Regions from separate parts of the Homo sapiens genome. Here regions 1 and 2 are each linked to region 3. Evidence: chromatin loops called from intact Hi-C (ENCODE). Cell type or tissue: IMR-90. All regions are shown on one strand. Links, peaks and the distances in the headings refer to the core of each region. The heading gives the core; the rest is flanking DNA. Region 1 has its middle 150 kb from the start of MGMT. Region 2 overlaps EBF3 (EBF transcription factor 3). Region 3 has its middle 180 kb from the start of LINC02667.

Region 1 (10,535 bases), core at 3,335-5,834, 230 kb before region 3:
AGGCTCATGGCATATAGTCATTTGTAATTTGCTGAGCCACATATTTAGATTTTGTATGCCATAAAATGGATTCTGTATGCTGTGAATACTGAATCGATGAGCCCAGATAACACCCAGCAGGTTTATGATGTGGCTGTGTGGGTCTCCTCTTCTCTTCATAGACAAGAGGAGACAAGAAAATGGCTCAAACTCATTTTCTCATGATGAAGTATTCGCTACCCCTCCCTTCCACCTTACACACACCACAAGCTATTTGTTAATGCTGGAAATAAAGAGAAAGTAAAGTAAATGGTGATTCATATCTGGGAAATTGAACTCTGGAGAAAGAGGAGAACAAAATACTGGGTTGTGGCCCCTACCCAGTACCAGAATGGGTCCCCTGGAAAATCAATGCGGTCATGAGAAGAAGTGACCTATGAAACTGTGGGTGTGAATGCTTCATCCAGGGCAGAAATTACTTGCTGATGAGGGCTAAGCATCAGTGGAAGTTTGGAGAGCATTCTACAATTGTGTGTAGACTGCCAGTAAGCTTGTTGGACATGATATAATGATATACCTCAGTGTCCCTGGATGGGAGTTTGTGAGGGTCTCGGGACATGCTCCCATGAATGTGAAGAGTCTTCTGAATCCACAGTGAGTGAATGCTCTGTAAGCCAGAGGATGGCAAAAGGCTCTGCTTTATAGGAGCTGGAAGTTGCTAATTGTTAGGCAATTGTGGTAATCCTTTTAGTTTAGGCAGTCTTGCAGGATGTGCATTCACAGAGACTTGCGCTGGTCTCCTGCAACTCACCTTTGCTCGAGTACAGTGTTTGGGGTCTGTCAGTTTCCATGGAATTAATGAATTAAGCAACAACGTATTGGGTTGGTTCTGAAGAGTCACCGGAATCAGAGACAGAAGGGGAAACAGTGAATTCCTCTGGTGATGATCAGGTAGAAAGAAACGGAGGATGTGGACCCAGTACTTCAGCCAGGGCCCTGATCAGTTGTCTGATCCATGCCCTCGATCCATGGCATCACTCATCTCAATGGTCTAGCTTAATTCACAGTCAGAGCTGGAGCCAGGGGCTGAGCATTGCTTATCACCACAGTCTCCACTGTGGGCTCAGGCAATGGTTAGAGCTAAGTCCACCTCCCTGTGGAAGGAAAGGGCTCCATCTGGGAAAGTCACTGTGGGGGTGACACACCTGTTCGTGAGCTTACCTTTGTTTCAGGTGGGGACATTCATGTATCCATTTCAGGGATGTGACAGGAAAAGCATAGAGGGGGCAGCTAGAGAGAGAGTACCATGGACAGGGGCAACATTGCTGGGCACAGTGGCTCACACTTGTATTCCCAGCACTTTGGGAGGCTGAGGCAAGAGGATCACTTGAGCCTAGGAGTTCGAGATCAGCCTGTCTCCACAAAAAAACAAAAAATAAAAAATTAGCTGGGTGTGGTGGCTTGTGCCTGTAGTCCCAGCCACTTGGGAGGCTGAGGCAGGAGGATCACTTGAGCCCAGGAGTTCAAGGCTGCAGTGAGCTATGTTCTGCCCAAGGCACTCCAGCCTGGGTGACAGAGTAAGACGCTGTCTCTTAAAACAGACAAACAAACAAAAAAAGAGAACATGGAAGATTCCAGAGAAGAATTTATAGTGAGGCTTCAGGACCATGCTGCAGAGTGGTGAGTTGGGTTGAAAGTTGCTGCTCTGTGGTCTGCCAGAGACCAGAGATGTGGTTTTTAAAACAAGTTTTTAATGCTTTAAAACTTGTGGTGACTTCAATTTCAGATCCAGAATTTATCGTTTGTTTATTAACAGATGTATGTAATAATTTGGTGCTGTCTTCAAGTTAATTAAAGTCAATTAGAAATTGGTTATTTGCTTTTGAATAGAAAAATTAGCAGTTGCTGTTGGTAAAGGTGAAGCTATTCCTTCAAGAGTCAAATCAGCTCTCCAAAGCACAGATATCCCACTACCCTTAAAGTATCATGAGAAATTTTGTTTCTTGTGTGGCCCAAGCACCAAGACTGTATGGCCATAATGTGTTTTTTATACTTTTTTGTGTCTTCCACCCCAAGGCACTAACTTGTGGGAAGTGGTCACCTGCAGGAGTCTGTTTCATTAAAGTCCAGACACCAACAATATGAGGTTTCTTGAACATTTTTTTCCTCTGATGTCTGTGTTTTGAAACTCCTGTGAAAAGCCAGGGTACCTCTGTGAGGTGTCACTTGCACTGTAAAATCATTTGCTCTGGGGAATCTTATTTCATTTATTCTTCCTTCAAAACAGAATCGTCAGAATCCAGAACAGAAAACAGTGGAACATAAAGTGTTTTGCAAGTACTTCGGCCAAAACTTAGAAATGTGCATTAAAAAATAAATAAAAAGCATGAAGGAGTGGTATTTTTGAAGTTTAAATTATCTTCGCACACCGTTTGAACCTGTTGTCCTTTCAGCCTTAAAGGAAGTGATTCCCGCCAAGCGGCCATCTCTCCAGGACTAAATTGTGAGCCTCTTTCGGACAGGAGAGACTTAGGGAATTTTTTTTGGACATTCACATGGATTCTAGAATATTCCAAAGGGTTGGTTCTTAGTTATATATTACTTAAGGATGTTAACTTGATATTTGTAATACAAGCTCCTGGTCATTTTGTGGTGGTGACAGGGCTCATTGAAATCCAGATGTCTTGGGTTCTAGAGGTCATACCCTGAGTTCCACCCTCCTCTCAGTTCTTAGCCCTCCAAAGAGACATTGTCATTAGCAACTTGAGTTTATTGCAGAAGACAGCAACTTAACAGGATGAAACTTTAAAAATTAAAACTGGCAAAACAATTGTTATTGACTGAAATGGAAAGTGAGTTGTAATTTGGAACTAAATTATTTATAAACAACGGCTGGTGTTGTATTGGAACTACGTAGATGGTAAAAATCTGCTTCTAAAACATCTTGCTAAGCGTGAAGGTTTTCAGCATCATTTGAAAATGCTCCAAGGAGGTCTTGTGATGGATACAAAGGCTTGCACACAGTCGCCAGATAGCTGATGTGCAAAATAGGAGGAGATGAAGTCTGAGGGGCAGAAGCCGGTGACGGTGATTCAGAAGAAATCTAAACTGTATGAGCATAACCTTTTATATAGAGATTCTAATTCTTCATTCAAAATTTAGGCAGGCGGCGGGCAAAATGTAATCACTTTTTAGCATGACTGTACTGTATAAGCATATTAGAAAAGCTCTGTGATGGTAATCGCGTAGTGAACTTGAAACCACCCCTAATTAAACTGCCTGCATCCCCCAGCATTTTTCTGTAATGATGTCAAACCATGTAGCAATTAGTTGCACCTCTATGAATGTAAACACTGTTTGTAAATCATATAAACTTAACCTGGTTTGCTTATTGAAAATCTCCTAAAAAGGAATTAATTAGCTTTGTATGTTTTGGAATCACAATTTATGGGATCATTTTGGAATCTCTCACTGAAGTCAAATTAATTTTTTTTTCCCTGAGATTCATACAAATGGAATCTCTCTTGCAGGGGACTGCAAGGAAAGACCGAGCAGAATTTACTTCATCTTCATTTTATTTCTGCAACGACCGCTGAAGTGTGGAATTCAGGACAGGGTTTTACTGAGTTAACCAAGTTTTATGATATTTTTCTCAAGAGAAAGGTATATATCATCTGAAGGTTGCATCTTTCCTGTGTTTTTCACTTTCTCCAGGCAGCGTGGAGTGTTTCAAGCTCATTTGAATGTGAAGTTTGGGCACCGAAGCAATCTTTATGTAACCTGGTGTCATCTTGGAAGACACCAGCCCCAGACTGCGTGGCAACAGCCCGGGAGCAATTGCCGATTAGGAGAGAAGTGGCCAATTCCAAACAAAGACATTGAACAAACAAAACAGACACCCAAGTGTTTTAACTCAGCGATCTTTCCTCTGCCGACAGGAAGCACAAAAGAAAAGGAAGCCAAGTGTAAAATGTGGCATGGCTTTGTTGCAATTGTCTTGCTGAAACCTTGGATCCTAGAGGTGGATGGTTTACCTGAGCCATCAGCTACACAGCACATTTATGGTTATTGTATTTTACAGGTTGATAGATTTTTATATTCTGTCCAAGTCAGGATCTTACACCACCTGGTTTATTATTTAGTAATTTACAGTGCAGTCAGGCATGTTTGGCTTAATGTAGGATAATCTTATAAATCTATTGTTCCTCCAGTTGCTAGGGTTGGTGTGCCATGAACTACAGGGCTGGATGCGTACATACATTTCAGCTCTGCTTTTTTCTTTGATAGGGAAGCAGGCAATAGATAACACAGTGACAGTAGCATCCCAGGGGACAGCAGAATGTGAAAGCAACACCACGTCAGGTTAGTAGGTCATTATTGTATGAGCCGTGAACCATTAATGGACTACTACGCCCAGCTCAATCTGTGTCAGATTATGGCTCTTGGCAGGAGAATTGTTATCTAATAGCTAACTTTGCTTCCTCACTATCGTCTTATTAGTTCCTCTGATAAAAATGTGCACAGGTATATATTAATAGGGGGCCTCATTGGGAAAAGGCAAGATCTTAGCTATTTCCCCCCAGATCTGGAGACAATGCCTCTATGCTGATTGTGCACGGGTGGTTCTTTCAGGGAATGGCATTCTTTCGCAGGTATTTTCGGAGGTCTTCTAAAACATGCAGCCAAATACATGGTGTTAGTTGTTGCAAAAGACTCCCCTATTAATATGTTTTGTTGATGTGAACTGAAGAATTAGTGGGAGTGAAAAGAGAGGGGAGGGGAGGGTTTGTCTTCTCTGCCTCCACTGTAACTCTTCAAACGAGAACACGGATGTACGTTCACAGTCCGGGGAAGAAAAGCCCGCCATACCTGAAATGATACCTAAACAACAAGGTTCACGTGGCTTTATATGATTTCTATTATGCTTAAAGTAGGCAAGACAAGCATATTGCTGATGTGTGGCTTCAGACAAAAGCATGCGATTTTAGGAAGAATGTAAGGAATTGCAGGGTTTTTTGAGTTAAAATAGTAAGAAGTTCATTGTGCATGTTTTGGGGCCTGTGGCAGAATATTTCTGCCACCTTTTCAAGACATAAAGGTCACCGTGCAGTGTGTGTCTTTCTTTCTAAGCCCCTCATCCCCTTTGCTGCCACAAGCATCCCCAAACAGACTCACCGAAATGAAGAATTCCAAGATATTTCCAGGAAGGATGAACATGCGGATGAGTTTGGACTGCGATTATGGCCCCCAATCTCTGTGCTTGATTATGCAAATCACTTTTGGAAATTTTCTCTGATGTCAAGAATGTGAAAGGATATTTTTAGCAAATACTGGAGAAATTTTTTTCCATATAGGTGGAAAGTGGATCAGTAGAGCTGACAGTCCAAAGAGGGAGACAAGAAGGAGGCCGGGAATGCAGCCTTGGTGTGGATACAGACCCCGTCTAGACGCTGCAATTGCTCCTAAGGCCACGGCTGGAGTGTGCCGAGGAAGAGAAACCCAGGCCGTCACATCTGGCTTGTCACCAAGTTGTCACTTCCAGCGGCACAGGCAGGAGAGGCTGCTGAAGGAGGCCACGACGTTAGCCTGCTGAGAATCCGGAGGGCAGTGAACATGCCTGCAAGGCCTGGTAAAATGGGCTTTTGGTGATACTATTTGATAAAATGTCCTTGTTTGATAAAGCACCTATATAATGAAGTTAAGTACCGAATTAATACCCAAATCCATCCTAATCCAAATCCAATTACTCATTCCTGCGTGCATGTGTGCATGTATGTGTATGCGTATTTCCATATAGAGGATTATGTTATCATCACCCCATCCCAATACACACAGACAATGGCCAGGACAGCCTGATCCATGTGAGCAGTGAGTGTGGGCTCTTTGCTCTTCTAATGATCTATGACCTGACCCCAAGGTCCCCTCATGTACACTCCCTTCTGACTCAGCCGTGGATCTGAGTTTAATAAAATGTACCACATAGTGTGTTACTAAAGTATTAAGTGTAACTTTTATCCTGGACATCTTTTTCCCCCTTGTCTTTATTTTGGTACTACCCAAGCAAAAGCCTATAGATAAAATGCCTGAAATACTTTTCGGTAATGATACATTCCTTATTTGCCTTCTTAGATAGAACCAATCAAGTAATTATGGTTTATTATAAGAGATCAATATATATTCTAAATATTTCATTAAAAACATGATGATTGTGTGAGAAGGCATGTTATCACTTTATAACTGCCATCTCTTTGGCAGCTTTCACCCATCTAATTATTGTATAAAGGGAATTTTTGGAGTAAAATGTTGATTTTAGGAAAGAAGGCTAATACAGATTGGGGTATTTTAAGCATAAATAAATTCTGACAGGCAATAAGACAGAACCATTACCCATTCAAGGAAATGGCTCAAATGTAAAAACTGACAGTGCCAAGTGTTGACAAAGACATGGAGCAACTAGAGTGCTTACATATGGCTGGCGGAAGTGGCAAATGGCTCAGCCATATTGAAAAGTGGCTTGGGAATGTCTTATCAAGTTAAATACAGAGCCCAGTAATCCTATTCTTACATATTTAACAAAGAAAATGAAAACATAGGTTCATACAAATGCCTGGTACACAGATGTTCAGAGCATCATTATTTCTAGTAGTCCCCAAATCTCACTAAAACAAAAACCAAAACTAAAAACCAACAAAACTGAAAGCAACTGGATATCCATCAAGAGGTGAGTGGATAAACAAATTCCTCCTACATCCAGGCCAGGAATGCTGTTCAGCAGTCAAAAGAAGGAAATCCTGATGCAGGCAGTAATGTGGATGGCTCGCCACACCTTATGGGGAGTGACAGGGGCCAGACCCATAGGAAAGAGCACATGTTGCATAATCACTTATATGAGCTCATTGACATGAAATTCTAGGAAAGAAAATTGTCAGAAAACAGATAAGTGGCTGCCAGGAATGGGGATGGGGGAAGGTGTGACTGCAAAAAGACATTAGAGAACTTTTGGGGCTGCTGGAGATGTAGAGGTAGTTACAGGACTGCATAAAATTGTCAAAAGTCATCCAACTAAACAATTAGAGTGGGCAGATTTTATTATACATAAATCGTATTTCCATAAAGCTGGCAAAAAGTGATAAGACCAAATATTTAAAATCAAATTCCTCCTTTTTAAAGTATGACCTGAAAGCCAGAAACCATCCTGGGAAAGACTGATGTGGTGTCTGAACATATCCATGGCACCAAGACAAAGTGAGAAAACAAAGGAATGGCTGGAGGAGGTATTTTAAAACTGTGACTCATTAATTGTCTTCATGTTTAAAGTATTCCTACAAAAAAGTGAAATCAGTAGAAAATGAGCAACTAGGCTATCCACCTAGTGGAAAAAACATTTGATGAAAAAGTAACAATAATGGTAGCTAGCATCTGTTGAGCACCTACTATCTTTCTGACAGTATTCAAAGTGCTTTATATTTTTAATTGTGGTAAAACTGGCATACAATAATTGAACATATTCCAAGTGTAAAATCTGATAAGTTTTGACAAGCATATGCCTGTGAATTCATCACCACAGTCAAGATAGCAAATCCTCATGCCACTATGCGATTCTTTCCTCCTCCATTTCCCTAGGTGCCACCAGCCCCAGGCAGCCACTGATCTGATTTTTGTAACTACATATCTATTTACATCTGCTAGAATTTTACATAAGTGGAATAATACAGTACGTATTTTTTTGCTTAGTGTCTTTTACACAGCATAATTATTTTGAATTTCATTCATGTTGCATGTGTATCAGTAGTTCATTCCTTTTCTTTTAAAAAATAATTTATTCTTTTTTATTGCTCAGTAGTAATCCATTGGATGCCTCAATTTGTTTACCCATTCACCTGCATATGGAAACGGGTGGTTTCAAGATTTTGTGTATTAATAATGAAACTGACTTAATAGTCCCATAGACTGCTTTTTAAAATAAACATAGAAATGGACCCCTCTTGTCTTAAAGCTTGAAACTTATGTTTGTTTTATTTGAGTTCCTTCCTCAGGAAAGGACCCTGAGACCTCTCAAAAAAGTGTCAAGGAACTGAAACTCACCAGATCTTCACATCAGATGCTGGACCCCACATTCATGGTGATTGCTCCCTTGCCCCTCCCTAGTTTCTGTGTTCCTACACATTGTTTCATTTCTTCCCTGCTATATAAACCCTGAGTTTTAGCTGGTCAGGGAGATGGATTTGAGACTGAGCTCTCATCTCCTTGGCTGCAGCACTTGATTAAAGCCTTCTTCCCTGGCAATACTTATTGTCTCAGTGATTGGCTTTCTGTGCTGAGAGCAGCAGGGCCTAGACCAAACCCCTGGTGTTTCAGTAATAATAATAAAGTGCTGTGAACATTTGCATACAAGTTTTATATGGACACATGCTTTCTTTGGGTAAATATTTAGGAGTAGAATGGCTAGGTCATGTGGTAGGCGTGTGTTTAATTTTTTAAAGAAACTGCCAAGCTGTTTTCCAATGTGCTTGTGACATTTTATATTCCCACCAGCAGTGTGCTATAATTCTAATTCCTTCAGAATCTAGCCTTGATGTGGTTAGTCTTTTTAATTTCAAACATTGTAATATGCATGTAGTAGTAAGTTAGTGTGGTTTTAATTTGTATTTCTGTAGGCGGATCATCTTTTCATGTGCTTATTCTTCAAAAGTATATCTTTGATTAAGTATCTCTTCAAATTTTGGGATAGTTTTAACACTTGGGTTGCTTCCTTGTTATTGAATTTTGAGTTTCCATATATGTTCTGAAAATATCTGGATAAAACTTCTTATCAGCTATATGCCTTGCAAATAATTTCCTTCAAGTCTATGGCTTGTCTTTTCATTCACTTAACATTGTCTTTAGCAGCAAAAATGTTTTTAATTTTTATCAAGTCTATCTCATGAGTTTCTTTTTATGGATCATACTTTTTGTATAGTATCTAGGAAATCTCTTCATGTCTCTAGGTCACAAATATTCTTGACGCTTTCTTCTAGGAGTTTTATTGTTTTAGTTTCCATACTTTTTAGGTCTTTTCTCCATTTATTTATTTATTTATTTTTGAGACAGAGTCTGGCTCTGTCACCCAGGCTGGAGTGCAGTGGTGCGATCTCGGCTCACTGCAAGCTCTGCCTCCCAGGTTCACGCCATTCTCCTTCCTCAGCTTCCCAAGTAGCTGGGACTACAGGTGCCCACCACCACGCCCAGCTAATTTTTTGTATTTTTAGTAGAGATGGGGTTTCACCGTGTTAGCCAGGATGCCTTTCTCCATTTCAAGTTAAGTTTATATATGGTGTAAGATTGGAAGTGGGGTTTCTTTGAGTGTGTGTGTGGCAGTGCACAGAGAGGGGGTACAGATGTCCCTCTTTCACTGAATTGCTTTTGTGCATTTGTAAAAAATTCGTTGCCATAAATGCATGGATCTGTTCTGTATTCCATTGCATTGATCTACTTGTCAATTTAAGCCAATACTACACTATCTTGATGACTGTAACTTTAAAATAGCTCTTGGAATAGTTAGTCCTTCAACTTTGCTATTTTTCAAAGTTGCTTTGGCTATTCTAGGCCTTTTGCATTTTCATACAAATTTTAGCACTATCTTGTTTGTTTCTACAAAAAAAAAAAAGCCTGTGGGAGTTTTGGTTGTGTTTGTATTTAATCTAGAGATGAATTTGGAGACAATCAATACCTTAAGAACATCAAATCTTCTGACCCATGAGCACACTATGTCTCTCCATTTATTAAGTCTTCCTTATTTATCTCAGCAATGTTTTTCAGTTTTCAGTGTAAGAATCTTGCACATCTTTTGTCAGATTTACCCCTAAATATTTTATATATTTTGATACTATTGTAAATGATGCTTTTTTAGTTTAAATTCTGGTTGTTTGTTGCTACTATATATAAATACAATTGATTTTTGTCTTTTTGATTTTGCATCCTGCAACCTTGCAGAACTCACTTACTCTTAGCAGTTTTCTGTAGAATGTATTGGGTTTTCTACATAGATGATCATATAAACCATGACAAAAGATAGTTTTGCCTCTTCCTTTTTAATCTGAATGGCTTGTATTATTTAGTTATTTTTTCTTGCCTTGCTACCCTGGATAGAACCTCTAGTATAGAGGTGTCCAATCTTTTGGCTTCCCTGGGCCACACTGAAACAAGAAGAATTGGCTTGGGCCACACATAAAATACACTAACACTCAGGATAGTTGATGAGCTAAAAAAAATTACAAAAGAATCTCATAATGTTTTAAGAAAGTTTATGAATTTGTTTTGGGCCACATTCAGAGCCATCCTGGGCTGCATGCAGCCTGTGGGCTGCAGGTTGGACAAGCCTGAATAGTAGTGCCAATAGCAGATATCCTGTCTCATTACTGATGATAGGGGAATGAATTCAGTCTTTCATCATTAAGAATGACATTAGCTGTAGGCTTTTCATAGATGTGCTTGATCAGGTTTAGGAAGTTCTCTCCTGTTCTTACTTTGCTGACAGCATCTATCAGTAATGGATGTTGGATTTTGTCAAGTACTTT
Region 2 (9,535 bases), core at 1-2,500, 860 kb before region 3:
GCGGGCTGCCTCGGCGCCAGCTGCGTCTACAAAGGACGCCGCGTCCAGGCGCCGCCACCCCGCCCAGCTCCGGGAAGGGCATCGATTGAAATGTAATCGGCCCGAGGCCGCGCGCCGGGCCGCGGAGGAGCCCGCGCTCCTTCCCCCCAGCGCTGACGATCAACGCGACCCGCTGCTCAGCAGAGCGGATTAATATGTGGGCCGTGTCGTTGCAGTGTAGTCAAAAATGAAAACAGGTCTGGGTGATGCATCCGTCCGCGGTGCCGGAGGAGTCAGGGATCACTCGGAATCATTTTACTACTTCCTTCTCAGGCGCTCGCATCCTGAGATATACAATTGTCTGTTATTGATAAAAAGGAAACTCTTTTGTACTTACTATAGCGCGCGTGTATGTGAGAATTGGATTGTGATTCTGTCAGTTAACCTCTTCCCTAGAGCAGCGATGCAGCGTTCGTGTCGTTGTTAGATAGCGTGCCCGTTACTTGAGATCTCTGTCAGAAGAGCAATTTCCCACCTGTTTTTTCTAACTACCACAAGAGTTTCACCCCTACATGGCAAATAAAAATGCATCATTGACTTTGTATGTGTGGCATGTGAAATATAGTTGCAAGGAATAGCAAGGAAAGCGTTGCAGGCTTCCAGGCTACAGTAGCAGGCCGCATACTCTGAGGGGCATACTCCGCCTGGCTATGATGCCGGTTGCCTAAATGCCATTTCTGAGCAGACATATTGTTACAGCACTAATATACAAAAGCTGACTTTTTCTCATATCAGGTAATAAATATAAATTACAACCAATAAAGTGGAATTTCTTTATTATCCACTTCTGCATGTACTGCAATTAACATAGAAAGCGCACAGATGTGATTTAAGCTCTAAGTGGAAGACTGTAGACTTTCTTTAATCACTTTAGCTGTCAGCTTTAAAAGGCTTTATATACTTTGCCTACCATATGGTGTTAATTTAGCTAATTTAGACATGTAACCATTATACAAGTATGCTTTTTTAAAATGCAAGAAGCATAACATTTTTGTTTCATTTCTGCTTTAATTAAAGTTTCAATAACAGAGTTAAGGTAGGCTTAAAGAAGGAACAATAGAAGTTTGTGATAGATGGATGCATGCTTTTGTGGTTATAATTAATAAATGCCCCAAAGAAATATTGGTTGAAGGTGGCATCTTGCATCTTTTCCAGAAATAACAGCTTGACAATTAGAGGTAAACAAAAGCCGAAGCTGTGAAAAGTTATTCCCAAGCCTCCTGCCTTCCCTTCTCCTCAGTTCATTGCAAAGACAAACACCGACAACATGTTTTCCATATTTTAGCATCACAATCTATATAGTACTCTGGTTACCCTCCTGGTATTAACAGATAGGTTCAACTTTGCTCCTTCCGGTAGAAAGTTACATCGTAAGTTTAGCCGCAGAACACGTGAACTCACTGGGTTTAAATTCTCCAAACTGCCTTGGTAGTTGACTCCTACCGCTTCATTGTCAGACGTCAGAAAAAAAAAAAAATACAAGTCGGGCATAAAAGGGGGAAATGCATATTAAAACCACTGTTTACAATTGCTCCACAGCCGGTGCTGTGACAAGAAAAGTTGTGGCAATAGAAACGAAACGCCCTCAGACCCTGTAATCATTGACAGGTAAGGATGACTTCTTTATTTTTCAAAACAAAACCGCAGCAGCAACAAAACGTTTTGCCTTGCTTGGTTTCCAGTTGCTCCATATTTTTGAGGCTGGTGTCGAGCCCATCTTGTGCATTGCACCATTTGTTGTCCGCGTGTGTTATCATGCACAGGTGGGTTGACTTGGAAACCTGGTGGCTCGCTCTGTGGGGATTCAGTAATTGCTTGTGAGTTGTCAAGGGAAGCAGTTTCATCTGCCACTGCTCTCGCTGTGAGGAGCACTTTATGCCTAGAGAGTTTCTGGCTTTAAACCTAGAGATGTGTCATAAAATGCTTTTTGCTAATTTGTTAACAAGTATTTCATTTTTACATTATTTTTATCTCTGATGATAGTTGAAGTTGAGACTTGGGTGATGTTACTGTTGTAATTGTTGCCCAGCGTTAGAATGAATTTAATCTGCTCTCAATTAGTTGCAAAATGTGTCCTAATTTTTTTCCAATTGTAGCTGTCGTTTTATGTCAAGTAGCAAATATGTAACTAACAAACCAAACTTGTTATAATTGAAACTAATTACACATGCTGGTTACATGTTCCAACATTAATTTTCATAACTCGATTAGCTGTATGCATTCTTTACATTTGCTGCTCTTCATCTTGCTGTTTCTCATATTCCTTGGGCAATGCTGCATCCTTTTAAGATACCAATCAGTAGCCCTAATGGTGCTAATGTGCATTTGGCATAGCTTTAGTTGAAGCAACAAAAACACCACCACCCTCCTCGCCCAGCCCTCTCCCAACTCGCTGGGTTTCGGTGCCGTGCAGGAGAGGAGGATTTCTTTCTTTCCAACAATGGGTAGCAGCAAAAGGCCCAGCGTGTGATTGACTGCAGATTTTGAAATTGGTACCCAAATTGAATAAATGTTAGACGTGTACATATGACACCAGTTTTGCGAAGCAGAGGTTTAGACGGTTTTGAAGAGGGGTTGAATTTCCGCAGCTTTCATTACAAAGTTATCTTTTGATCATGAACTTTGCTGTCCAGTGTCTGAAAAATTAAACCCGGAAAACTCCATGAGTTAAGCCTAAAGAAATATGCGCCACCAGTGGAGAGCAATGCTAATGTTTAACTAGCTGGAATAGCTGTTTGCTTAGTGGAGAATGTTCGGTATCTGACAGAAGGGACAGCTCTCTTATTAGTAATCAAATAGGGTTGACCAGTTGTGGCTGTCACTCAGGCAATTGAGAACAAGTTCAACACTTTATAGAACTCGAACTATGAAAATCAATATAATTATATCTGTCTTTAGTGTTGTGGCCATGGAAATCATATAGCCTTAGATTATTGTCTTGTAACTGAATTTATTTTATTTTCTTGATTGGCTAGAAGTGTTTGAACTATTGGAGTCTTGTCTAAGTTGCTTGAAAAGGCAGTGCATGTTGGCTTTAAATGAAGGATTGCGAAAGTGTTTCATCTTTTGTGTGATACTTTAAATTTTAAAAGAGGACTTGTTTATAAAGTGTGAGACTTCTAGCATGCCACAATGATGAAGTAGCCATGTTGATTTGGCTCACATTTTGGATGCTGTGTTTTCCCTTCAAAATCACTTTGGATTTGTGCAACATTCAATCCTTTATTGACTATTGATGCTGAATAACTTTTAATACTCAGTGTTCATCATATGGTGGGAAATATTTTCCCCAGATATGCAGAAATATATTCCTTAATTCTCGTCTGAATGTTGTCTTATATTTGGTTAATTAAAATATGTGCTAAGATTACTCATATTTTTATAACCTAAGAGAAGTGTGTGATTATTTGATATTCTAGAAGCATGAGAGGAGGGGAAAAACGTAAAAACATTTGGTTAATGGGTTTACCATGTTTATTTGAATAAGGAGGATTGAAGCTCCATTTACGCCTGGCATAAATGCTTTGGAGGTCTTAATTATTGATGAAAAATCTGCTCTGCTCCTAAATTCAAAGATATGACAATTTTATAGAAATTTTAATCACCGTCTATTTTAGGGATTTTAAGGTGAGGGTAGTTTTATGAAATGACAAATACAATGTACATTTTTAGCATTCTTAAGAAAGCTGTCACTTAGAATGGCAAAGTACTATTAGCATTGTGTTGTCTGTTGTAAATCCCTGTGAAATGATTGCAGTATTGGCACTGTCTCCAGCTTACGGCATATTTCTACGTGAAAAAAATGAAGAATTTAGTGTTCACTAGGGCAAGTTAGATTAATCAGAGAAAGAGGAATACCTATAGGAGGGCAATCTCTTTAGACTGACACCGTCTTTTGCAACTGAGATGCGTTTCAGTTTCATAATGATAATCATTTCTGTGGGGTGTATGTTGCCTCTGAAAATTAGTTGCTTATGTTGAGTTTCTAGCCTGTCTTTTCTCTTGAGTATTGCAGAATAAAATGTCCCACCAGACTGGGGAGTCAGTTTCCAGGTCCCCATCAGCAGTGTCTCATTTGGTTAGTTGGCTTAAAAAAGAATTATATACAACGTGCTTTGCCGGCTCCTTGTGGCCTTTGGATACATTTAGCAGGTTCTGACCAGATAAGGCATATTTGTCCTGAGGATATAAACCAATAATTCCAACCTGAATTGAGATCAATGGGCCCACATTTGTTCCAACCCACACCGAGCCTCTCCCGGCACGTTGAGACTGCCTTTCTGTGTTATGAGAACAGAGAAGTAAGCTCCTCGCTCTGGCAGGGTAATCACATTCTATAGACTCTGATGCCTTAAATCAATTAATTACACAATTTAGTTCAGTTATCTTTCAGAAGCATTAAATACTTATGAATGGCATGAAGACCCTTCAGAGAAAAAAAAAGGGGGGGGGGAAGTGAGGCTGTTTCCCATTACAAAACCATTTCATGCACTGCAAAGGTTTCACTTATGTTAACTGTTTTCTTTCTCATAAAACATTGCTAGAGGAACAAGTTTTTAATAGCACCATGGTTATAACTATATGCAGTATATTTAAAATAATATAACAACTTACGGAGCAAAGAAGAAACATAACATTGTAAAGTAAAAAGCATGGTCAATAAAGAGATACTACAGGAAAAAAGTATCTATGGTAGATTGTGTGACCTGCAGAGAACCAAATGCAAGTAAAGGAAGAGTGCACACACACAAACACACATGTACACCTTCTGTACATACACACACAAATGATTTTTAATGGTATTGCTGAAAAGGATGGGAGTATCATTTTCCTCGTGGAATAATGTTTTCTGGGAAAACACAAAAGCAGATGGTCTTCATTAGGAACACCCATTGTCCACATATCCCAACTATGAACAGATAAATCTCTCCTGTTTCACCCGTGCATTCCAAGGGCTGCAAATGATTCCAGGATGTCGGTGTAGCTGCTAAGCCAACACCACACTCTGGCTCCCATCACTTGCTCGTGCCATCCCGGTCTGTTTCCCAAGGAGCTCTGGAAATGCCCAGGAAGGTGTATACTCCTTTTCTCCCCCTCCTTGCTTGGGCTGGGTGGATGGAAGGTGCAAGGTCCAACTGTTGCAAAGTGGGGAGGCCAACTGTAGGGGTGGTGGGAGCAGGGGCTGTGGCTGCCCAGGCAGGCCGGGCACACGCAGGGGCTCCATGCAGCGCTGGGAGCGGGCTCGGCGGGGCGGTTCCAGATGGCACCGTCTCCGGCGTCCCACTCGCTGGCATCTCTGCGGCAGGCGGTGCCCCCTCCCCAATCAATCTGGCATTAGTCTATAGAGTTGGGAGACTTATCATTCCAAGTCTGTCCTACTTTCCTGTCTGGAAGCCAGACATCTGTTTATCCCATTTTCTTTCATACAGAGTTTGGAATTGCTTTAGTTTTGGTGGGGGTTGAAGAGGGGGGAGGATGAAGTTTTGTCATATTTAACAGCTGTTATAAAATTTCAATCCTGTGGGCTCTGAAAATACTTTTCAGCTGACCTCAGATTTTTATGCGTAATTGACGTTGTGTCATAGGGAAATATTATTTGCTTAACCTTCCATTGTCTGTGATTTCACATTGTCTTTAGTCAGATGACCTGACTACCCCCATTTCAGCTCTGCGCCCCCCCTACCCTGCACAGCCATACTTTGATTCATATGTGCGTTTTAAGTTTACACCTTTAAAGTGACTGTGGAACGGTAGCCCAACGATTGGAGATTTTTTTTTCTGTCTTTCTTCTTTCTTTTCTTTCTTTCTTCTTCTTCTTCTTTTTTTTTTTTTTTAGTCAACAGTGTTTCCTTTCACTTCCTGTCACAAAGGTCAAAGAGAGCCGACCTTTGCTGGCAGTCCTGCTCACTGAATTATTCATGGGATTGACTTTTTGTCAGCACACACAGTTGTGCTCTGGGACATTTTATTCATTTACCTCATTTAAAGCGCCTTTCTGCACCTGTTCAAGTATTAATATCGTGTAATTTGGGCCTAATGCCGATTTTGCTGAACACTCATTATATTTTTTATTAGCTATATTTCCAAACGATTATGTATGATTATTACCAAGCCTTACAAACAGCACCGGGTTATTCCCTAGCCCTTTACATCTTCTTGTCAGGTTGTTTTCAGAAGCGGGGAGGATAAACATTTGACCAGTCCCAATGTTTTTATTCCTACTCCATCTCCAAGCAGAGAACTTAAAGCTTCCTCCCTCATGGCTTTGCACGAGCGTGATTAAATCCAACTCTGCTGAAGCTGTACAAATGCCAGCATTTATAAGGTCAACGCTTTTGTTAAAAATGCTATGTAAATGAGGATCTGCAAAAAGGGACATTAAATAAAATTAAATTCATTGTCTTCTTTAATGTCATTTACATTTTGGCTAAGCCCCGGCCTGTCAAGGAGGATTTTAAAAATAATATTAATTACACATCATTTAGGGATCCAAGGTTTTCTATTCAGTAGCATTTGGATAACCTGCAAAACGGAGACTGTTTATTAACTTCTTAAATGACAACTTGTCATTTCATCTGCATAATGCAATGAAAACAGTATAGTTTGGTGTTAATTTTTCCTTCTCAGTTTTCTTAAAGATGTGAATATAATTATCATTGGATAGGCCTTGGGGTCCTGGAGATCCTCTCTTGGCGGAGGCTGTGCATTGGAGATGCTCTTTGGTTCAGGGTCTGTTTTAATACATTGGGCCTTCAGTGAAGGGAAAGTATTGGCTAGAAATTTGGCAATATTAAAACACCTTTTGGATGAATGGATGTGGCTACAAAGAATCTGATTCTGGCTGGCACCGGCCCCATTTGGCTTCGCCGGGCTCAGGTGTGAATGGCTGTTTTATTCCCTGGCAGCGCCAGTAGGGAGAGGCAAAAAGTTCACTGCATTCATTCATCCTTTCAATTTTTCCCCCTAAACTTCTGAAAATAAACAGAAAAGGAAGAGCTGCATTATGGAGGCACAATGGCATGCTTTCATTTAAAGAGGGAGGCGCCAGGAACAGTGCCCACTTTGTAGGTTTGCCCTGCCCATAAGCTTGAGATGCGGGTGTGCACCACGCCGGCTGCACGGTTAGCCTCCGCTGTGTGTCACAGCTTGCGTGGTCGCCTGCCGCGGTGGGTCAGGGCCACCACCAGGCCCAGGCCTGCATCTCTGGCCTAGGCCTAGGAGGCCTGCGAGATTTATGGCTGCCTGAGCTGGGTAAAGACTCCACCGCCAGGCCAGTCAAGGGCTGGGTTTGAAAACAAGCTACACACCCACAATGACTTCCGCATCACTCTCCACCAACTCGGATTCCCGTCTGCCTGTGCAAGGGTGAAAACCTCGTGGTGTTGCCTTCCCCAGGCCCTGCAGCAGCATGCAGCCGGGTATGAACGTGCAGGGGTGGAGGCAAGGGCTGGAAGCAGGGCTGTCAGAAGCTATACTCTGGGAGGCATGTTGACGGAAAGCATCCTGCACCGCTGCGGCAGCCTTATCAGGTGAGGAGCGAAGATATTGCAGTGCCTGTAATTGTGTTAGGATGGCATGGGTGAATTGGATTACTTTATGGAAAGCCGTCCAAACTCGAGGTTCTGTTACGCATGCTTACAGGAAGCAAATAATTACTCTGTGCACCAGAAGATAATTGGGGCTGGCCAGAGGCCTTCTCGTGATGCCGAAGAAAGCAGGAGAAGCTGGCCTCGTCAAAGCCTTTAGGAGACAGACCAGGAGGACGGTGATCTTTGCTAGGCATAGGTGGCTCACTGTGATGCTGTAATTGTTGGTTACTTTTTAAAGATGGTGAATAATTTATCAGAATTCAAACAGTGGCAAAGGGAGACACGTTGAAGAAGATAAAAATTCCAAGCTCTAATGATGGAAATTGTCATTGCAGACAGGAAGTGATTGACAAGTGGGGGTACAGGAAGTGAAAACTCAAGGAGCTTAACCTGCAGTTGGCAAAGCTTCTGCAGCCTACACTTGGAGAAAATGAAAACCATTCCCTCCGTCAGCTTGCCAGAACACAAGCTCCTCTTGTTTGTTTATCTTAATAGCAAATCTCCCAAAAATGTTTGTGGTCCAAACTCTATATAATGAGACATTATGCTGGCATTATTCATGCTTTAATAAAAATATGGCTATCATTTAGAAAAATTAGTGCAGTAATTTCATGGGTTAAGGGGTTTTTTTTTGTTGTTGTTCTTGTTGAATTTTATAAGCTTCTTAGACTTTGGGGTAACCAGCGTTCATTAAATTGTAGAAGCTTGAGAAAACTGTTTTCAAAACGATGTTTTCAGAAAAAGGTCAGACATATCTGTCAAAAGAGTAAATGCTATAAATTTGCCAACAATTCGATAGAGAGCACTGCAGGGAGGGGTATAGGGAAACTCTTATTTTAGTTGTTTTTGAATCACTCATTTCCCCTTCCCCTTAAAAACAACACAAATGAAAACGATCCCTCTCCAATTCCTTCGCTGGAAGTTGCTCAGCTAGAAAATACTCAAAATTCATGCAGGGCTGTGGTGCCCGAGTGGATGGGGCGCATCCTCTGCAAACGGTGGTGGGGGCAGCAGCCGCGCCTTCCCAGTAATTCACTAGGAAATGAGTTTAACATGTGCGGAAAGGAAGGGGCTCGCGGTTGTGTTGTTGTAGGACATGGAGCCCAGGCCCCGCGAACGGAAGGAGTCGGCTCCAGCGTGTCTCTGCTGGAAGACGGAGCTGCCTGCACATCTGGAGAGGAGGCCGTGCATTTGCCCAGACAGGCAGCTCCAGCCGCCGCCCCTGCCTCCGCCCCCCTCCCCTCCCTCCTCCCTCCTCCCTCCTCCCTCCACCCTCCACCCTCCTGCCTATATTTTCCTCTGTCCCTCTCAGCAGAAAGCAGTTGGGGGCAGGGTGCCATGTTAAAGCACAGAAGGAGACAAAACTTTGGCAGTGTTTAAGGCCCTAAAAGCATTTGCCCTTGTGATGATGAATTTACAAAGGGAGAAAGACCAACCCTGACCATTGAGGCCTGCCAGCTGAGTCCAGGTTTCCACAATGGTTTGGTAAGGAACTGCACCCCCTCCCGCTTTCTCTAAGTTTTCATTGAATCAGAAAGCTTGCACAGAGATGGCCAATCTGGATGTTAGGGAGCTGCTGAAGAACAGGTCTGGAGGCCTGTGCCTGGGCTGGGGCCATCCGAGGGTGACATATGTGCAGTACAAGCCCGGGATTTGATTATGGGCATGGGCAGGCAGCGTGCGCCTTCCCCAGGCGTGCATGTGGGGATCCCTAGCAGGGTCACCCCAACTCTGGGCAGTGATGGGGCCTGCATCAAAGGTCACGTTCCCCCACGAGTCCCATCACTTGGAACAGGGTCATTTAGGCCCCATGGGGGAGTGTCCCTTTTATTTGAGGTAACACCCAGGAAAGCCGGCTTAGTCTTCTTGGCACTGGAGCCTGGGATGCTGCTCACTGGTTTAGGGAG
Region 3 (10,535 bases), core at 4,032-6,531:
TTTTGAGTGGCTGTGGACATCATCCTAACATAGGAGGAGGAAGACGCATGAAACACATTGTGCAATTAGAAGAATCTCCCATGCACAGAACCTCCCACCCTTCCCCACTAGGCACACATGCACGCGGGCAGGCGCACACACACACACACACATGCACACACACTTCTGAAAGGCAGGCTTTGGGCTGAGTGCTTTGGTGCTCTGCTAAAGTGGGTGAGGAGAGGGGTTTCAGCACAAATCCCTCACTGCCTTGGCATTCGGCCAACGGCTGCCACAGACCTGGTTTTCCTTGCGAAGGTTTGAGCTCATTCTGCCTGGGTGACCCTACAATGATCTTAAGGTATCAAAAGCAGGCTGATGTGTATGTCTGAGCAGATAGCTATTTCATTTTGGACCTGGTTTGTAGTTAAATGTTAAAGTGAGGTTCTCATCTGCTCTTTCCCATGTTCTTACAGACAGGAGTGGAATGAGGAAAGGAACAAGTTCAGGAAGTGGGCCCTTTACTGCACAGATCTGGTTCTAGATTCAAGCAGGCCGCAGCTCGCTGGGGGGCCCCATCAAAGAGTTCTCAAGTTCCTCTCTGAACACAGTGTGAACTACCCCAGTGTGCTTACATGGCTCCAATAACCCTCCCTGCCTGACAGGGATAATAGAGCCATTGATTGTCTGATTAGCCACAGAATTTTGTGGGTATTTCTCAGTCTTTCTTTCACTCATTTCGATCACAAATATTAATTGGTCATCTATAAAAATGCCAGCATTGCACGAGGTGATGGGGATTGTCCTGCCTCCCAGGAGATTAGAGGCTACGAGGGGAGACAGCTGTGAACAAACACAAGTGTTTCCCAGAGAGCTGGGGAGGCTCCTGGGTGAGCAGACTTCAGGGGCGGACAGCGTGGGGTGCAGGAGCATTGAATCAAAGAAGAAGAAAGTTACAATATCTCCACGTGGATTCTCTTTGAATTCTTCTGATAATGACAGAGAGAAAGGCTCTCACTTGCCAGTCTCTTTTCCTAATATGAAAATAGGCCTCCCCAGCATCTAGTTCTAATGTTAATAACATTGCTTCATTTCATTTGCAATTACAGTTTTATTTTAAAAAGCAGTTTGGACCCCCGCCCCCATTTTATCATAATGGTACAAATGATTTTTATTTTCAAAATATACTTGATTAAAAAAGAATCATTTTAAAAAATAATAAAATAAAGTGCAGTTGTGCAAAGATGTGGAAAATCCTGGGGAAGGGTGGTGATGTCAGAAGTTTGGAAAACACATCAATGAGTTGAGTCAAGTTTTAGGGTATGATGCACTGGTGGTTAAGGATATCTGTCCAGAGGAGATGCCCTCTGAGAGGGATCTTGCAGGAGAGAGAGTGGCAGGATGAGGGAGCCAGGAGGCAGTTCAGATGGGGGACTGTGCATACCAACACCAGGAGGTAAGAGCTTGCTACCGCAACCAGAAGATTCCAAGCAGCTCGGTGTGACTGAGGCTTGGCGTGAGTGGAGGGAAGTACAGGTGTAGGTGTGTGGGGAACCATGTTTAGGAGCCTGGTCACGGTGTAGGAAATGGAGTTTCTATGGAAGGGGTTTAAGCATTGGGCTATGTGATGACTGGACGTATATTTTAGGAAGGTTTCTCGGGATGCAATGTGGAGGAAGGCTGGGGAGTGCTGCGGTATGCTGGAGGGAGGAATTCTGGTTCAGAGGCTGTTAAGATAGCCCAACTGTATGAGTGTCCTGTGGCTACCATAACAAATGACCACAATGTGGGTGGCTTAAGACACTGGAGATTCGTGCTCTCATAGGTCTGGAGGCCAGAAGTTTGAGAGTGTCAGCAGAATCCTGGTCCTTCCAAGGACTCTAGGGGAAGATCCTTCCCTGCCTCTTCCTGGTGTTCCTTGGCTTGTGGCTGTGTCGCTCCGATCTATGCCTCTGTCGCCATGGCCTTCTCCCTGTGTCTCTGCATCCTCTCCTCTTCTGATAAATACACACAGTACTCATCGGATTTAGGGGTTACTCTAAATCTTGGATGATTGCACCTTGAGATCCTTAATTAATTATGTCTGCAATAATCCTGTTTCCAAATAAGGTGATATTCTGAGCCTCTAGGTAGACATGAATTTGGAGAGGACACTCTTCATTCCACTCTACCCCATGGAGGGTGATGGTAGTCGGGCTTAAGTGATGGCCTGGAATGGTGCGATGTGAAAATCTACAGAGAAGTAGAATCCCAAGAACAAGAAAGCCAGGAGTGAACTCCACGCCTGCCTCTGCCTCACCCTGCCCACTCAGGGCTGGCGACTCCAGCCAGGTTAGCAAAGTGCAGCCCAAAGGCCAAATCCAGCCCACCACCTGCTTTTGTAAATGAAGTTTTTTTTTGGAATAGAGTTACATTTATTTGTTAGATACATTATCTATGGTGGCTTTTGTGCTACAACCACAGAGTTGAGTAGTTGCAGCAGAGACCTGCAAAGCCTGAAATATTTACTGCCCGGCCCTTTACAGAAAAGGTTTGCTGACCCCTGGACTTGAGGAATCCCTGCCTTGAGGCAGCAGGGCTGCTCCCAGGGGAGATGGAAGATGAACCACCCCATGCCCACGAGTTGGCCTCTTCAGACCTGCACCTCTCAGGTAGAGAATCTTAGAAACAGCCAGGGGTATCTCTGTACACTAGCCCTCCTCTGGGCCTAGGGTAGTCAAGTCCCTTCCTCCTGGGCAGCTTGCTCCAGAATTACCCACAAACTGGCCAACAGGAGGGATGACTATGCCATCAACAGAAGATGCCTGCATCCTGCCCTCCATTGCCAGAAGGCAGCTCCTTGAGTGCATCCCTTAATTTCCAGGCCATTAAATCAAAGCCTGTCTATTCGAGTGCAGGTATCACAGAGGAGAGGTGGTTCACTCCAGCCCTTCTTTGCAAATTTCTGCCTCGTAGCCAAAGCTCTCCTGTGGTGAGGCAAACTGTTGTGATACCCATGAGGGACACAGGGCACAGTGCCTGGCGAGGAGCGGGTGCCGGTGAATACACACTGCCAGATCATGGTGACTATGGCCATAACAGCCAGTGCCCTCCTCATGCTAGGGCCCATTCCTGGGGAGGTTGGAACCCAGACTTTCTCCCCAAGTGTCTTTTCACCAAAGGTGACCACTGTCTTCATGCACTCAAAGATTGGCCAAAGCTTTATGCTTTCAGATTTTGACTTGTGGCAAGAACAGTTCTAACATGGCCCCCAAGATTCCCACCTTTGGGCACACATGGCCCGTATGTTCTCCCCTTGAGGGCGGGAGGTCCTGTTCTCCAGGGGAGGGATCACAGGCCATCGATCATATTTGGAGTGGGAAGAAGAGTTAAGTTGTGGCACATGAAGAGTTGGAAGTGCCTTTGGGACACTGGGGTGAAGACGGCAAGTGCTGAGTCCACCACGCTGACTGCAGTGATTGCTGCAGAGGCAGCCACCCTCCCTGATGCCTATAGGCCTGGACTTAACCATTCTGATCCTCTGCTTCCCCTGCCTGTGTTGGGCTAACTCAAAGGAAGCATCTAGAAGCTGCCTGGCACTTGCTCAGTGCTGGAGCATGGTAGCTGTTGTGAGATGCCCGTCTGGACCGCAAGAGAGAGTTTCAGGCCAAAACTTCGATTTGTGAGTTATCAGCAAAAACAGTAAGTGAAGTCTTTGGGACAAATAGGGTCATGGGGGTGAAAGTGTCCTCATTCTTAGAATTCCTTCCTCACATGTCTCAGTAATGCTGAAAAAATCAAAACGTTGTTTGCTTTACAGTCCGAAGTATAAAAATTAAATGCGATCATTTCTGTCTTGTTGGTCCTTCTCCCAGGATTTTAAATCTGGACTTGCTTCAGATTTCTACACTCATTGAGGAGCATCACAGGCAGCACTTGGGCTTTGAGTTTATGTACTACTATTCCCCAGCTTCTGTTCTTTGCATCCTGACTCAGAAGCCTCAGAGAAGCCCATTGGGGTTTTTGTGGTGTTCCTGGGCCACTTCCAGTGGGGGAGTTAAGGGTGCCTCTCACAATCCAGCTGCACCTCACCGGGGAAGGCCAGGGTGAAAAGAGCTGTGTCCACAAGCTACAAAAAAGCCTTAATAGTTGCAGTAGGAATAAAATGCCATCTTTGAGTCTGATGTATATGCGTGTGGGCACACACTTGCAATACATATACACATATACATACGTGCACATGCACATACAATACACATACATACATATGTATACATGCATTCATGTGCCCACGTAATTTCCCTGACATAGTAGCTGTCTCTGCATATCAGCTCTCCTATTTTGAAATTCTCATTGGTCATAACTCAGCCATCTCCAGTATTCTGCAGGGCATCTGCCAGGCACCCAGTTGCATGCCCGCAATAAGCCACAGCCAGGGAATGTGCCCCTTTGTCCAAACTGCTTTAGACTCAAAACCTGGAGAGGGTGATAATTTGGGATTCACAAAGTTTTGAGATCCGTGTTGGGTGTGGGCTAACAAGCTGCACTAACTCCTAGGTGTGCAAAGAGGGTTTTCTTCTATTATAAGCAAATGCAAAATATCTCAGCTAAAGTAAAATCCTAGTGGGTGTCAACATTTGCTACAGCAGTATGGCTAGGTATGAAATGTATAGAGAAATGGACAAAAATGGCACAGGCATAGTCGGAGTGCATTCTCGCCAATCAAGAGATACACCCAAATGTGTTGAACCAGAGTCAACATTACCCAGCATTTGAATCAGTGAAAATCCCAATAATGACAATAGCAGTCCCGTATTTGTCAAGCTTTTAGGCGCCCAGCACTTTATACATGCATTAGCTCAATTCACATCTCCTGGTGCATTTTTTGCTTGGGTACATGGTACTGTCTGGACTTCAGAAAATTGAAAGAAAACCTTTGCAAATTAAAGCAACAAAAGAATTTTCACCATATAAGATAAATTACTGGAATCAAAAGTCCCTGCAACGTCACCAGGATTATTCAGACACATTTAAACTCACAGCAAACAGGGTATTCATCCTCATATGTTTACTGTGATGATACACTGTGGAAAACTGGTGGCCCTTAGACTTTCTTATTTGATTAATACCTCAGCGTTTTTTCTGCCAGATCCTGCTCTCTTCGCACATTGCCCGTGTCTATAAGAAAACACTGTCTGGTTTGGGACAGAGTCCAACTGTCTGCAGGCACAAAGAGGACCTGATACGACCCCTTCCTCCAGAAGAGGGTTTCCCAAGCCCCTGCACATTCTCTGTGTTAATCTAGGCTATTTCGAAACCTGGGGTTGTCATTGACACTTTTGGCATGGACTTTCCTTGTGAATCAGAAATGAAATATGCTGTTTTCCTGCCATATAACAAGAGCCTGCACTCCTTGCGTAAGAATGCAAAAAGCCATTTTAAAACGTGTGTGAATAGAGTTCTAAGTGCGGTGGGCTGAACTGGTAAAAAATAATATTCAGCTCAGCACTTTGGCAGAGATGACAATTATGAGGCAGACTCATTTGTTTACCTTCCCAGCTAGAGAAGACACGTGGAGGCAGCAGCCAAGAGGAGGGTCTAAGTTGGGAATAGGGAACAGGGCTTGGCTCTGGTTCTATTGATTTTGGCAAAACTTCCACATGAAAAATTATGCCTCAGATAAAAATAAATTATAATCTACAAGTATTTGAATGAGAAGGGTTCCCTGTGAAAACTTCATAAATGAATGCTAATTCAGTTACCCATTTGTAGCCATGAAACATAAGCAGTCACGTTATTCTGAGGAGCTTGTTTTGGAAAAGATTGTACAACCCATGAAGCAATTCTTCACGAAGTGCATAAAAATGTCAGCTTATGTATAATTTATACGGCTGATGTTAGTTATGGTCTGTTTAATAGTATTTAATGCTGTCATATGACATCATTCTTTCATTTACCAATTGGAAAAAAAAATAAAAAGACCAATCAAAAACATTTTATAGAGTAAGAAATATGCTTATTGAATTTGATTAAAATTGTAGGAGGTGATAAACAGATTCACTGGGGGAGGTATCTTTAAAAGATTTTTAAAAAGAGTTATGGCGGTGGAGCATGTACAGTCTTTACTCTATGGTTATTTTAATCATAATTTACTTACTGCGTGTGTGTTATCTAACGTCCTGCTAATGTGCCTTAAGCAATTCATTTTGCCGACAGCACAGTAAATTGCTATATAGCCTTGGCCCTTTATTAGTAGCGATGATTAAATCCAGTTTTAGTTGTACTTACTACATTTTCTCCACTGCCTACCGGGCATCCCTGTAGCGGGGAGAGGAGTTGCTGCCTCCATCCTGAATCTCTCCATCCTTTAACCAAAAATTCATTCTGCATATTTTCAGCAAGCTATACTTCACCTCTGTTTACACTAACTCTATTTTCCTACCACGTAGGATATTTTTGGTGCTGTGTGAGAAAGTAGGACAAAATATTTGAAAATGTTGTATTAAATAAAATATAGCCCTTGCTTTTTCTCTATGCAGTAGAAGCACTGGATAAAAGAAAACCTACCCTTTCTGCTGTGGTGTGTGTGTGTGTGTGTGTGTGTGTTTGTGTGTGTTTGTGCGCACGTGCCTGAATCCTAGAAGAAACCAAGCATTGACTTCATATATTATGGGACCAAAGCATTTGCCTATGTTAACTCTGTGGGTGAATTCTTATAAGTACCTGTATTATTTTAGCCCAGGAAGCAAGCCGGAGTGCATTTGTGTGAAATGGATTATAGAAGATGAAGTTACAAACTCCTATACGTCATGAACACTGGCCCACAGTTTTGAGTTTTACTGGTGGGGGTGGGTATAACACAGATTTAGTTTCCAGGCCCTCACTAAACCTGTGCAATGTGTCTAAGACCCTCATTCTACTTGCAAGTGGATTTCCTTGCCTCCACATTTGGGTTTGATCCAGGGTTCTGTACTTAATCTGCGGAAGACATTTGGCAAGTTTGACCTGGAGTCACAGAATGAGTCCTATTGAAAGCTGGCCACTCAGACCCAAATCCAATCCTGATGCTTCCTGGAAGAGGCTGAGTCTCTGCATCTGGTGAGACAGACTTCTGGGAAACTGGAGGGTTCACTTTCTCACCCCAAATCTCAACATCAGGTAAATTGGCTTGCATTGTAGCTGCCTGCGAGGCCCTAAGGAAATATCTCCCATGCAGTGGTCCTGGAGGTCACCCTTGGCTGACAGGCATCTCAGGGTTTTATGAATTGGCTGACAGGCAACTCAGGGTTTTATGAATTGGCTGACAGACATCTCAGGGTTTTTATGAAGACTTTTCCAATATCTTTCCTGGTCCAGTGGTAGTGCTATCTTTTGCACTAGGAAGAGAGAAGGAGACATATCCAAGTCATTTTCCTCCTGTCCTAAGAGGCACCCAGGTCTCATTTCTAATGGTGGTACCATGTTCCATGGCGGGGAGATGGTGCTGGCAAGCTCTCAATCACTCCTATCACTCTGCCATGCTGGCTGCCTTTGCAAAGCGTCCTGGACCAGGGTGACTTCTACTGCCTTGGCTTGTCTATGTCCATCCTAGGCAAAGCTGGGGAATGTGCCCTCTCAGTCTTATCAGCTGCTAGAAGCGCTTCCCAGTTCACCTTTGTCCACTTCGCTCTCTCTCTGTCTGTCTCTCATCTTTTTCCTTCATCCGGTCTAGGCACTTGGCACCTGCCAATGAAGGGCTTCCCAGTTCCTGGGGAAAGTTCCCTCTGCCCTATTTCTCACCATGACTACTCTCGGCTTCTCCCTCCCTCCCTTTTTCTCTGATCCAGATGTTCCAGTACTGAATGTCATTCCTTTTGGGTCCTGCTGAGTGCAAATTTGGAAATGTGGGCTAATGGGGGATCCTGAGTTAATGGGCCTCCCCTCCCATGCAATGCTTCTCAGAGCTTTTCAGACGTGCGACTTAGCCTAAAGGAGGAAACTGAAAGGTGGGAATTTCTTTCTCAGTGTCAGGCCTTGAGTGAGGGAGAGATTTTGACAAGAGGACTTTCAGTTCTTTTGAACTCATATTGTAGATACGACCACCCACGTCTGCGCCAGGGAAGGGGAGGGGACACACGGAGCCCGTCCACAGCCTCCGACACCTCCCTCTTCTTCTTTTACTTCTCTAGCTCTGGGGACACCGCACAGGGCCCAAGCCCAGCACACCTGTGTGTTCAGGGTGTGAAGTTAGTTAGGACAGGCTCTGGATGAGTCTTCAGCAGCATCTGAGCTGTGTTTGAGCCCTACTCCTCAGTCCACCTAGCTTTTTGATCTTGGGGAAGGTGCCTCATGTTCACTTGCCTAAACAGCAGTGGTGGCGATGTCAGCTTCCCAGGGAGCTGTGGAGGTGAAACTGAGGAAGGCAGCTCAAGCACATTCCCAACTATTGACTGATACATACGTATGATTTACATAGCCTGATTCACTGGGGAGGTCAGGTAGACCTTGTATGTATATGATATACATAGCCTGATTCACTGGGGAGGTTGGGAAGGTAGAAAATCCAGAAGGAGCCTCAGAAACAACCCTCACTATGGTGCAAAACATCATGTGGTGTGAGTATGCTGTATTTTGTAGCTGACCATAGAACATGGAAGGGATTAAGAGAAAAGCCAGTGCCAGGCAAGATGTCAGATGGGAAGATACTGAGTCCGTCTAGCTCTGGGAGTTGCAGATGAGTAGGGAATCTGTCTTTGAGTCTCCAACTCTTTGGCTTTCAGGCCTCTGTGCTGTTGCATTTCTTTTTTTTTGTGAGACGGAGTCTCGCTCTCACCCTGTCACCAGGCTGGAGTGCAGTGGCGCGATCTCAGCTCACTGCAACCTCTGACTCCCTGGTTCAAGTGATTCTCCTGTCTCAGCCTCCCAAGTAGCTGGAATTACAGGCATGCGCCACCAGGCCCAGCTAATTCTTGTATTTTTAGTAGAGATGGGGTTTCACCACATTGGCCAGGATGGTCTCTATCTCTTGACCTCGTGATCTGCCCGCCTCAGCCTCCCAAAGTTCTAGGATTACAGGCGTGAGCCACTGCGCCCGGCCTGTGCTGTTGCTTTTAAAATGCCAAGATACAGCCTCTCCAGGGACGATTGAAACCTCAAGAGACAATTTAATTCTTTTGGGTAAATTACTGAGAGAATTACCAAATCCATCTGATAATTTTGGAGAGTGCCTTGAAAAGATCCACCCCAGATGGTAGCACTGAGTGGGTCTGGAAGCCATGGCCCTCCCTGGGGCCACCTTGCATTGTCTCCATAATTAAAGCACTCACCCACACTTCCAATTGAGGTAAACCAAAATTGCATGGAAAACCCAGAATGAAACTTTGCTTCTTTGTCATTTTCATATCTCTTCGTTCTGAAGATCAAAGCCGCTGTCCTTTGGAGTGATTACTTGACTAATTGCATGGGTGTAGCTTAGACCCAATTAATAGTTAAAGGGCTTTGTACTGTTGAAACTACAACTTCTGCAGGCATGGGAAAGGAACAATGACTGTGGCCAAGTCTGGTTGCTATACTATTGATATCCTTCATGAATAGCAAAAAGATTGCTTTTTTTTTTTTTTTAACTTTCCTTGGTTAAATTGATCTCTTTTCTACAGGGATTTATAGAAATGGGTAGCTTATAAAAACAGCCTAAACAGTGGCTGTCAGGATGAAACAGAAGTGAAAGGAAGTAATTCCTCCTGGAAATCCGTGAAGCAGCAAGAAGTACCCACACAGAGGAGGTTCATAGAAACTTTAAATACTTTGTCTTCTTTTTACCTGGTCTTAGAAGTTAAAAATGTTGTTTGACAGTTTTTTCCTGCCCATGTTCTCTACATTTCCCTTCTAAACAAAAGCATATGATGTATTTTGGGGGGGCCTTCCTGTTGTCAGATGTTTAATTTTGTGTGGTTCATCCAGAATCGCCCCCATTAACAAATTCCTAGTACAGTAATCCGTCTAAAATGAAACCATTTCCTGGAACTTCCCCCACAGCATCTCTGTTCTGCTCTCTGGCCTGGTGGGCAAACCCACCTGATACTCCTGAAGGAAAACAAGGACGTGAAATAATCCCTGTGACAAAGGACTTCAGCGTCACTTTGGATAATAGTCTGCAAACTGCATTTACCAAGGAAGAGAAAAAAGGCATCTTGTTCCCCCATGTTGAAACGTAGACAACTAACAGCGTATTTTTAATTACCCGAATGCTTTAGCAGGGAAAGTAGTCAGTTTATAGTTACCTTCAATATGTAGACTACAAATTATTAGTGCATGAAAATGGCATCCAAGTTCTGTTGCTGGGTCTAGTAATTTTGGATATTTTCCATGCTATTACTGCCTGCTCCATATACCTTTACTGGTTCTTTTTGAAATTAACTTAATGGCACTCTGCAGAAATGGACTGCCTACTGAGAGTGAGCGCTTGCCTGCAAAGATGGGCCGAGTTCCCACTGAGAAGCACTGATTTGGCACAAACAGAGAAATGCTTTAGCATTAATTTACTTGAGTATCAAATTATTCAAAATAAATAATTAAAGTCTTTTCAGGAGCTGGAGTCA

The links. Hi-C counts contacts between places; a loop is a spot of excess contacts. Peaks named below come from ENCODE experiments on the same cell type or tissue, not always from the same donor. Only the 100,000 strongest peaks of a DNase experiment are listed, where the experiment ranks them.
Region 1: a loop joins it to region 3, with 4 times the contacts of the local background. A loop is called at or near these places in 4 of 110 quality-filtered maps.
Region 2: a loop joins it to region 3, with 6 times the contacts of the local background. A loop is called at or near these places in 4 of 110 quality-filtered maps.

What each region holds. Positions count from the first base shown.
Region 1 is chr10:129,316,845-129,327,379 of GRCh38, reverse strand. No RefSeq gene overlaps it. Among named protein-coding and RNA genes, the nearest start is that of MGMT, 150 kb to the left of the region's middle. In IMR-90, for the core only: no CTCF peak of the experiment used is centred there; no DNase peak of the experiment used is centred there; H3K4me3 peaks cover 249 bases; H3K27ac peaks cover 1,111 bases.
Region 2 is chr10:129,949,370-129,958,904 of GRCh38, reverse strand. EBF3 (EBF transcription factor 3) reads left to right here. Exons shown (of 17, transcript NM_001375380.1): 6 at 1,579-1,647. Among named protein-coding and RNA genes, the nearest start is that of EBF3, 10 kb to the left of the region's middle. RefSeq lists enhancers at 1-667, 8,979-9,535. In IMR-90, for the core only: no CTCF peak of the experiment used is centred there; no DNase peak of the experiment used is centred there; H3K27me3 peaks cover 902 bases.
Region 3 is chr10:129,091,450-129,101,984 of GRCh38, reverse strand. No RefSeq gene overlaps it. Among named protein-coding and RNA genes, the nearest start is that of LINC02667, 180 kb to the right of the region's middle. In IMR-90, for the core only: no CTCF peak of the experiment used is centred there; a DNase peak (open chromatin) is centred at 5,374; H3K27ac peaks cover 840 bases.